Linked DNA regions of Mus musculus: region 2 is linked to region 1. A link is a contact called in ENCODE Hi-C or POLR2A ChIA-PET data. All regions are on one chromosome and are shown on one strand. The core of a region is the stretch at or near the end of the contact, and the rest is flanking DNA. Distances in the headings are between cores, read along the strand shown. Region 1 holds the start of Cnn3 (calponin 3, acidic). Region 2 overlaps Slc44a3 (solute carrier family 44, member 3).

Region 1 (4,338 bases), core at 860-3,359:
CCCTCCCCTCTCTTTCCTTCTTTAGGACCAGCACTGGCTGGTCTTGAACTCACAGTGATCCACACACCTCTACCTCGAGGGCCCTAGGACTGAAGGAGAGCTCCCTCATACCCGCCTCCACATTCACTCTTGAACACAGCACTACTCACTCCCAGCAGCGAGTTAAATTTCCATCGTTGTGACTGCTGCCACTATCAACTGGCAGTATCATTTCACATTACGAACCTTTGAAACTCGGTAGTCCTTAAAGACAACCCTGTTAAGTACTAGAAACCACGCCTTTGATGACAGAACTGAATAACGCCCCCATGCATTCTACCAAGTACGATTTAGGCTAGCCAAGTGACACTGACCACCATTCCTTACCCACTGTGGCCAAACAGAAGCCCTGAGGTTTGGGATTCTAAAGGAGAGCTGGGGGTGGGGGGGTGAGGGTTGTAATTTCGACTTCATATCTGGCTCAAGTATTGGTTCTAAAAAGTGGGTTTGGTCTTGTGGATGACAGAGAGCCACTATCACAGGACTGGAAAAACAGCCCCAACTGCTTGTATCATCATACTGGGTCAGCTGCATCATCTTTCTGCGGAAAGAATGCCCTAATTATTCTGAGTACCTTCAGAAGCAATCAGTAAATCATTGGAAGTTACTTCACGTTTCTGCCCATTTGACTCGTTACTGCTCTATCACATTGCACCTTATAGCGTTGATGAAAAATTCTTTCAGCTGACAGAAATTCTGTGCCTTTTTCTTTTCTCTGTAGCTTAGGCAGACCTCTGGTTCTATCCCAACACAGCAATCCTCTTTGTGCTGGGATAGAGTGCTTGAGACACTATGCCACACTCCCTTATTTCTATCCCAGAAAGGTTCAACTTGGGCTATTTGGGCTTCTCTTTTCCATGCAAGTGGCTGACCCTGGTCCTGTAGTCTCTTCTGGAATGTCAGCTGTATTTGGGAAACATAAACCAACATACTGACACCCAGAGGACTAAAACCTGTCCTAGATGTGCCCCAAGACACCAAGGCAAGCGGTGACACTCTGGAGGCAGTGATAGCTGTCATTATTAGGAATCTCTGAGTTGCAGCCTTCAAGCCACTAAAACGGATCTGAAGTCTACCGAGTAAGTTTTGGGAAAGTGAATGAGCTAATCTTTCAAAGACATATAGCCCAGTGTAGTGCCAGGAACACAGGCAGGGGACAGCGTGCTCTCTGTTCTCACCTTTCCTCTATCAGTTTGCCTTTGAGATCAGAAGAAAGGAAAGGGGACGGAAAAGAATACAGAGTGCTGATTCAAAGAGATTAAAAAACAAACCAAAGCAGGTAGACTTCTCAGTCAAGGCAGTCCTCTAATTAAAAACAAATAAACTACCTAGCCTTTTGGGCTGGCTGAACCCCCGGTGAAGGTGCTTGCCAAGGGCAACTGGTGGGACTCCAGAAAAGGACCCAAAAAGCTGTACCCCCTCCCCCCAAAACCTGGCTGTGCCACAACACTTTCCCAATTTCTTTCGCTCTGCATTCAAAGTTTAGACAGGATGAGCAGGACTTTGGCAAAGAGCGTTGACCGAGGCAGAGGTCAGCCCCACAGGTGCGGCAGCTGCGTGGGGAGGGAGACTTGGCAGATGTCCACGCAGGCCTCCCCCCCCCGCCCCCGGCCTGGCACGTGGATTCGAAGGCTGCTCCCCGGGTTTCCAGCGCAACATCTGGGCGCGCTGTAGCCCGGGAGGAGACGGATGGAGTGGCCGGTCAGCGGCGGGCCAGCTCGGGGAGCTTCCTGTCCCCCTCCACCGTCGGAGCGCCACAGATGCCTGGGAGTTGATGAGAACCAAGGCGGCTGAGAAGCCCCTAGGCGCCGGGGCGGGGCGGTCGCAGCCCGCTGACCAGCGGGGAGGAGGGGCGCCGAGGTCCTAGGTGGCGTGAGGGCGGGGCCGGGGGCTGGGACCCCGCGGGAGGGAGCGCCGCGCCCGCCGCGCTGCCATTGGCCGGGAAGCCTTGGAGCAGGCGAGGGGGGAGGAGGCGGCGCTCATTGGTCGGGCTCGCCGGCCAATCCCTGGAGGCCCGGGGGTGGGTGGGGGGAGACCAGGCTGGGGGCAGAGCGTGCGGAGCCGCGGAGCGGGCAGCGAGCAGGGCAGCCGGTCCCAGTCCAGAGCGACCCGGAGCCTCCGCGGGACTCGAGTCCTAGCGAACCTCGAAGCATCATCCGCGTCCGTCTGCGGCGTTCGGGCTTCTCCGGCGCCGCGCAGGGGAGCGAGCTCGTGCATCACCCGCGCGGCCGCCGCTGGGGCTAAGAGCAGGGACACCGAGGGTGACTGACCGCTAGAACTCTTCCAGTCGTCCAAACAGCCATGACCCACTTCAACAAGGGCCCTTCCTACGGGCTCTCCGCCGAAGTTAAGAACAAGGTACGCGCGCGGGCGGGCTGGGGGTTTGCCGCGGCGGTGGGGGCGCTGGGAGCCGCCGCGGAGAGACGTCGAGGCTGCGGGAGAGAGAGATGCTCCTCGGCTCGCGGAGCCTGGCTCGCACGCGTTGGTGCTGGCTTTGTTCCCGCGCCGCGGCCCCGGCGGGCGGTGGGGGTTCCCGGACGCCTGGAGTCCCGCAGCGCCGCAGGGCCCGCTCCAAGGCTGTAGGGTGCGCCCCTCCGGGAAGGGGGCGCTCCTGAGTGGCCTGTGGCCCTTAGGCGGGGCCCTGCCTTACGGCTGGGTCTCCGGGAGTTGCCGCCCCCGCCATCCGCCTGGGCTGGGGCTGCCGCGGGACCCTGCGTCTCCTCCCATTCCATCCTGGCCCCCTCCTCCCACAAGCGAAGTTGGGCGGTTACGTGGCCAACCCGGGCCCCTCATTGTTCCTTTCCTCCTCCTCCTCCATGGGAGAGTGTCCCGCCGACCCCTGGGACCCGCGGGCGGAAAGGGAGCCCGTCGGTGGTGCCTTGATGCAATCGCCGCTGGTGCGGGAAGCCCAGACAAAGCCTGAACGCGCAGCCTGCGAGCCGGATCAGCTGTAGATGAGAGACTTAGAAATGCAATCCTGAGAAGTTTGCAGCGCGTTGAATTGTCACGATATCTCGGCAGGGTCGCTTTTGTTCGAGGTTTATTTGCTGTGGCGGGTTGCAATTTTGGAGTGATTGGAATCTGGCTGCGTTGCTTTGCTGTGTACTCATCTCAAGAATGCACCAGGGTTTATCTTTCAGACTTTTGGCCTGGAAAAGAGATGAGAGGCGCCCCCCTCCCCAAATCCTCTCTTTCCTTCCTCCCTGCCTGCATTCCAAGTCCATGACATCAGGGGTTTCGGGGAGTGGGGGTGACCAGCCAATCGGCGTGGAACTGCGCACAGACCGCTCATTGTCTCCCTTTTGCTGTTCCGGCCAAAGCGCCACAAAGGAGGGCTGCTGTGGTTTAATTCCCATTAACTTCCCGGGAGCCGAAGCATGTCAGGATTGTCACCAAGCTGTCCCACCTCCGGTAGAATAGTTTGGCATCATCAGGGCTACGAACACCCCTGGAGTTGCGGGTGGCTGGGGTGTGAAGGGAATTTCATAGAAGTAATGAAGCGTACCGTTGTTAGACCCAAGCGAGAGTGGTTTATTCTTTCCTGATGTATCTAGCGCACCCCTTTGTAGTTCATCTAGAAGATTCTAAACAGTCTTTGAAGCTAGGGACTAAATTTTATTCTGTGTTCAAAAATTGTAATCTTTGGGGGTTTTTAACCTTTTCAAATGTTTTGTCTGTATAAAAGTTTTCCTAAAGAGGCAGAAAAGTTAGTTTGGACGACAGCACTCACCAACTGAAAACTTTCTTGCAAAATAGCGGTCCTTCGAAGTTTATAGCTCCAGCTTTAGGAAGTTAAGGGCGTTGGCGTGTGAGAACTGGGTGGTTTGTGCCCGGTGCCGCTGGGCGCATGATTTGCAATTCCCTCTGGGATTCTGGCGCCCACTGAGTCTCTTTACCTTTGCATTGTAAATGAGGGACTGGTGACTTTGGCAGCCCTACAAGTGACTTGACTTTTCCTGGTTCTTGGTATCCAAGCTGGCTTTCTTTTTGCTGACTGGAGTCATTGCTTCTCCCCCTTGTAGTTCATATTGAGCCAACAACTCCAGGAAATGCAGAGACTCAGGCTGGATGGATCACTGTAACTGTAAGAGTTGGAAACAGTAACTCCTCAGGGTTTTTTGGTTTTTTTTCTTGTTGTTTTCGAGACAGGGTTTCTCTGTCTAGCCCTGGCTGTCCTGGAACTCACTTTGTAGACCAGGCTGGCCTCGAACTCAGAAATCCACCTGCCTCTGCCTCCCTAGTGCTGGGATTCAAGGTGTGAGCTACCACGCCCGGCAACTCCTCAGTTTTTTTAAGACA
Region 2 (4,338 bases), core at 895-3,394, 43 kb after region 1:
ATTCTTCCCAGATGCTCTGTCTCCTGAACCCCACGCCACCCCCCAGCAGATGTCCTATGGTATGTCCCAAAACAGCTTGACACAAACCGGAAGGGCGCTTCCTATTTCCTATCTGTGGCCTTTAATGTTTTCTTCCGTAGGCAGGTGTGCACCTTCTATGAGGAAGTAAATAGTGACACAAACATTCACTCAGTACACACTGCGTTCCACATTCTAGACACTTCCTGAACGTGCGGATTCATTGGCCCCTCTTAGCCCCCAACCTGTAGGGTAGCTCAGAGCACCCAAGCACAAAAGCACTAGAGGCCATGCCGAGTCACTCACATGAAACTGAGGTTACATTACTCCTGGGCCTCTAACTCACCCAGGTCCAGCTGCAGGAAAATATTTACATTTATGTATGTTTTGGGCATTTCCTTCAAACAGCAGTGTGGTATTTCATGCGATCTTTCTTTGTGACCTGGCAGGACAGTTTTGTAGAAGAAGCCTGGGTTTTCTGCTTACCTCCTAAAGCCTTCAGAGTAACCCCTGCCAGGTCTTGCTCTTCTCATGCACCCTGCTTTGGGCTTTGTAAAAGGACATCTGATGGCTTTAAAGTTTCAAATTAAAGTCTATCACATTTGTTTGGAGATATGGCTCAGCAGCTAAGAGTGCTTGCTACGGCAGTGTGAGGACCTGGGTTCAAATTCTCCAAACTCACAAAACCAGCGGAGTGAAGGGGCTGGAGAGAGGGCTCAGTGTTTAAGAGCATTTACTGGCCTCATTGAGAGAAGACACACCTAACCCTAGGAGGTCTGGTGGGGTGGGGGTGAGGTGGGGACATCCTCTTGGAGATGTGGGGGGGGGGTGTGTGAATGGGCAGACCAGGAGGGGGATAACAACTGGACTGTAAGAAAAGTTTAAACAACAACAACAACAATAATAAAGAGCATTTACTGTCCTTACAGAGGACCTGAGTTTGGTTCCTGGCATGGACATGCCATCCCACAACCCTCTGTAACTCCAGTAGCAGGGAATCTGATGCTCTCTTCTGGCCTCTGCAGGCCCCAGACATTCACGTGGTACATATACATATATGCAGGCAAACATTTAAATAAGAATAGCTGAGGGTGGTTACACAGTTTTGCCATCCCAGGGTGGCAGAAAGTGGCAGAGAACAGGAGGCTCACTGGATCTTGCTGGCTACCAGACAGGTCCAGATTCAGTAAGTGGCATTGTCCTGCGGGGGGGGGGGGGGGGGGGGTTGGGGTGGGGAGTGGGGTGGCGGTGGTGGTAGAGAGCGATACATCAGGAAACCTGGTGTCCTTCTCAGGCCTCTATGAGTGTGTGTGTTCGTGTGCGTGTGTACTCATACACACACACACACACCTGCATGCATGCATGCACACATGTGTTTACAAAATGATTCACAGTGGACCAGGCACCCTCTTCTGATCACATAACTTGGCCTTAGCTCAGTAAAATAATCACTGTAGGCACTATGATTCCCATTTAATAGAATTTTAATCATTGTGTTATTAGGTAACCAAAAAAAGCTAGATTAACTCTTTATTTTGAGAGAGTTCTCCAAAAATATTAACACTTAGAAAGTCCTCCCTCCACCCCCCATCTTTAAATTAAAACTTAATCTTGCCCAGCCTGACCCTTATCCTCTATCCCCTGAGAGCACCCATCTGTCCTCCCCGAAAACTGAACCGGCAGGCAGCATCTTTTGATGGCAGAGCTGTGAACTGGAGCTGCTGTTGACTCGTCAAAAAAGTAAATAGAGTTTTCCTCCAGAGAGAAGGGAAGGGATTCACCCCAAAGCCCTGCCATGAATAGCCGGCTTTATTTCTGGAATGGCTTCTCTGAGTTCTGATTTTATTCACTCAAAATAAAGAACTCCTGAAACAAACTTGAGTAACTAATACACCCTCAGACCTCAGAGACACACAGGGGTAGCTGAGTCCACGCACATCCAGACCCCTTCCGAGGCCCCTAGAAAAACTTGCAGGAACTAGTCCAAGCCAGTTTCATCTCTGATTTTATCACAAACACATGGAGAGGAAGTCAAGGCACCCGGCAGACACGCCCGAGCCTTCCAGGGTCTGGCATTCACCAGTCCCTTCAAGAATTCACTGTTTACCAGGCTGCAAACCACCACCAGAGAGACTGTGAGAGGGGAAGCCTGCCAGCGGCCGCCTCTGTCCTCTTCAGGGGTCCTGCCAGGAGGGAGGGATGAGACATGGAGGAGAGGAGAGGGGAGGGGAGGCCGAGAGTTACTCCTGCCAAGAAAGTAGAAGCAGGGCAATGCAGTCTTGTTTGCTTTTCTGAAATTTTATTTGCTTTTAGGCTTAATTTTTAGAATGGCCTCATTCTTTCCAAGCTCATCACTGTGGCCGGGGGTGGGGGTGGGGGGGTGGGGTGGGGGCGAATTAAGCATCAGAGAGACAGAGAAGAAAGGAAACAACTGATCAGTCTCAAGTAGCCCCGGTGAAGGCCACTGCCTCCTTTGCCTCCCCACATTCCTTGGCAAATATGCACGGTTGAAAGGACAGGCAGGCACACAGAGGAGCCCAAAGCCAATAGAACTGATTTCTACAGGGTTTTTCAGTGAAAGTACAAACGTTGTCAAGTAAAGAAAGTGATGTTCAACTCCCACTGAAGGAATATTTGAATTTCTCACAAATACTTTCACATGTGAGGATTAGCTTTCTAAAACCCCTTTTCTATTCATTTTTAACTTACTTTAATTTTGTTTTACTTATTACTAGGTTGTGTGTGCGCATGTGCATGTGAATACACAAATCTTATGGCACATGTGTGAGGTCCAAGGACAGCATCACTTGGTTGTCAGTCCTCTCTTCCCACTGTGGGGTCCAGGAATGGAACTCAGGACCAAGCTTGTGTGTAGCAAGCAGTGTTACCCAGTAAGCTATCTCCCTGGTCCTAAACCCCTTTTTAAAATGAATCATGGAAAACTGGGACTAGAAAGTTTCTATGCTCAGTGGATCAAGTACTTGTCCTAGAGGCCTGAAGAACTAAGTCAGATCCATAGAACTCAAGTTAAAAATCTAAACAAAACAAGCCAACTCTTGCCTTTAACCCCAGCATCTAGAGGCAGAGGTGGGCAGATCTCTGTGAGTTCAAGGCTGCTTGGTCTACAGAGTGAGTTCAGGGCCAGCCAGGGCTACATAGTGAGACCTTGTCTCAAAACAAACAAACAAACACACAGACTAACCTTGTGGTGGCACATGAGTTTTGTAGTCACAGCCTTTGGAAGGCGGAGCCAGGTTGGTCCTGGTGGCTCACTGTCCAGCCAGCCTAGCCTACCTGGTGGGTCCCACGCCACTTCGAGACCCTGTCTCAAACAAAGGTGGGCAGTGCCTGAACACAGAAGGTTGTCCTCTGGCCTCTCATGCTATGCACACATGTGCACTCACACCTTCAACACACATGACTTAAACCAACATGAAAACTATTGCTGCGTTTAAATAATATTTCTTTTAGGTTTATTAATTTTAGGAGTTTGGGAGAGGCATCAGTTTTTCTGGAACTGGAGCTACAGACCATTGTGAACCACTGTGTGTGTGCTGGTGCCCCAACCTGGGTCCTCTGGAAGAGCAGCCAGTGTTCCTAACCACTGAGCCATCCGTCCAGTCCCATACAAACTGTTATGAGGGCTAAAAGACTTCTTTTCCTTAGCATTGTGTTTTAGCTTTAGGGAGTGTTGATTGTGATAGTTCTCTTTCTCTCTGGCTTCTTGACTTCATGGTTTCCACTCTTGTCCTATCTCTGCCAGGGTCACAAACACCTAGGACTTCTTAGATGAGAGCCTCCAAGCCACTTCTAACCTCAACCAGCATGGCCCCAGGTCTGCCATCTCCAATCCCGGTGCTGCGGCTCTCTCCCCTGCCTGTTGCACTGCTCTGAGAAACCCTGCAGTCCCTCTGTCAAGATGCCCTTCCTGAGCCCTATTCCGTCTGCGGGGATATTCGTTGAATAGAGAACTAGAGATGGCTTAGGCAAAGATTACCTTCCAAATAATATTCCTTCATGCTAAACTTGAAATTGACTGTCTGATATGTTTTTCTTTGGTAGACATTAGGCTTAAAAAGCCAAGGGCTGGCAGGATGGTTCAGTAGGTAAAGCACTTCCCATCAGGCTTGACAACCTGCGCTTCATTCCTGGGGCACACACATGAAAGGGGAGAACCAACTCCCACCTTGGCCGCTAGACTTGTGCTGTGGCATCTGTGTGCCTCTCTAAATAATAGATAATCAATTTAAAGACATCTTCTGATGTCCCCCTCCCGAGGTGTGTGTGTGTCAAATTCTACTGAGGAAAAAAAAACCCCAC

What was found. A loop is a pair of places that touch in the nucleus more often than their neighbours do. ChIA-PET counts read pairs that join two places held with the same protein, here RNA polymerase II (POLR2A).
Region 2: POLR2A ChIA-PET joins it to region 1 with 11 read pairs in Patski. The contact joins the enhancer-like site here to the promoter of Cnn3 in region 1. A Hi-C loop is called at or near these places in 1 of 37 maps with a recorded cell type or tissue (heart). POLR2A ChIA-PET finds 5 or more read pairs at or near these places in 4 of 5 experiments (Patski and embryonic stem cell).

The regions. Positions count from the first base shown.
Region 1 is chr3:121,424,432-121,428,769 of GRCm38, forward strand. It overlaps Cnn3 (calponin 3, acidic), which reads left to right and starts at 2,110. Exons shown (of 7, transcript NM_028044.2): 1 at 2,110-2,397. The coding sequence starts at 2,341.
Region 2 is chr3:121,467,272-121,471,609 of GRCm38, forward strand. The region is part of intron 12 of Slc44a3 (solute carrier family 44, member 3); the gene reads right to left. Among named protein-coding and RNA genes, the nearest start is that of Cnn3, 43 kb to the left of the region's middle. Within about 2 kb of position 2,145, at least 1 of the 3 ENCODE cell types and tissues checked has a DNase peak (open chromatin) inside an H3K27ac peak, as active enhancers do; it is heart, where a contact is called at or near this core.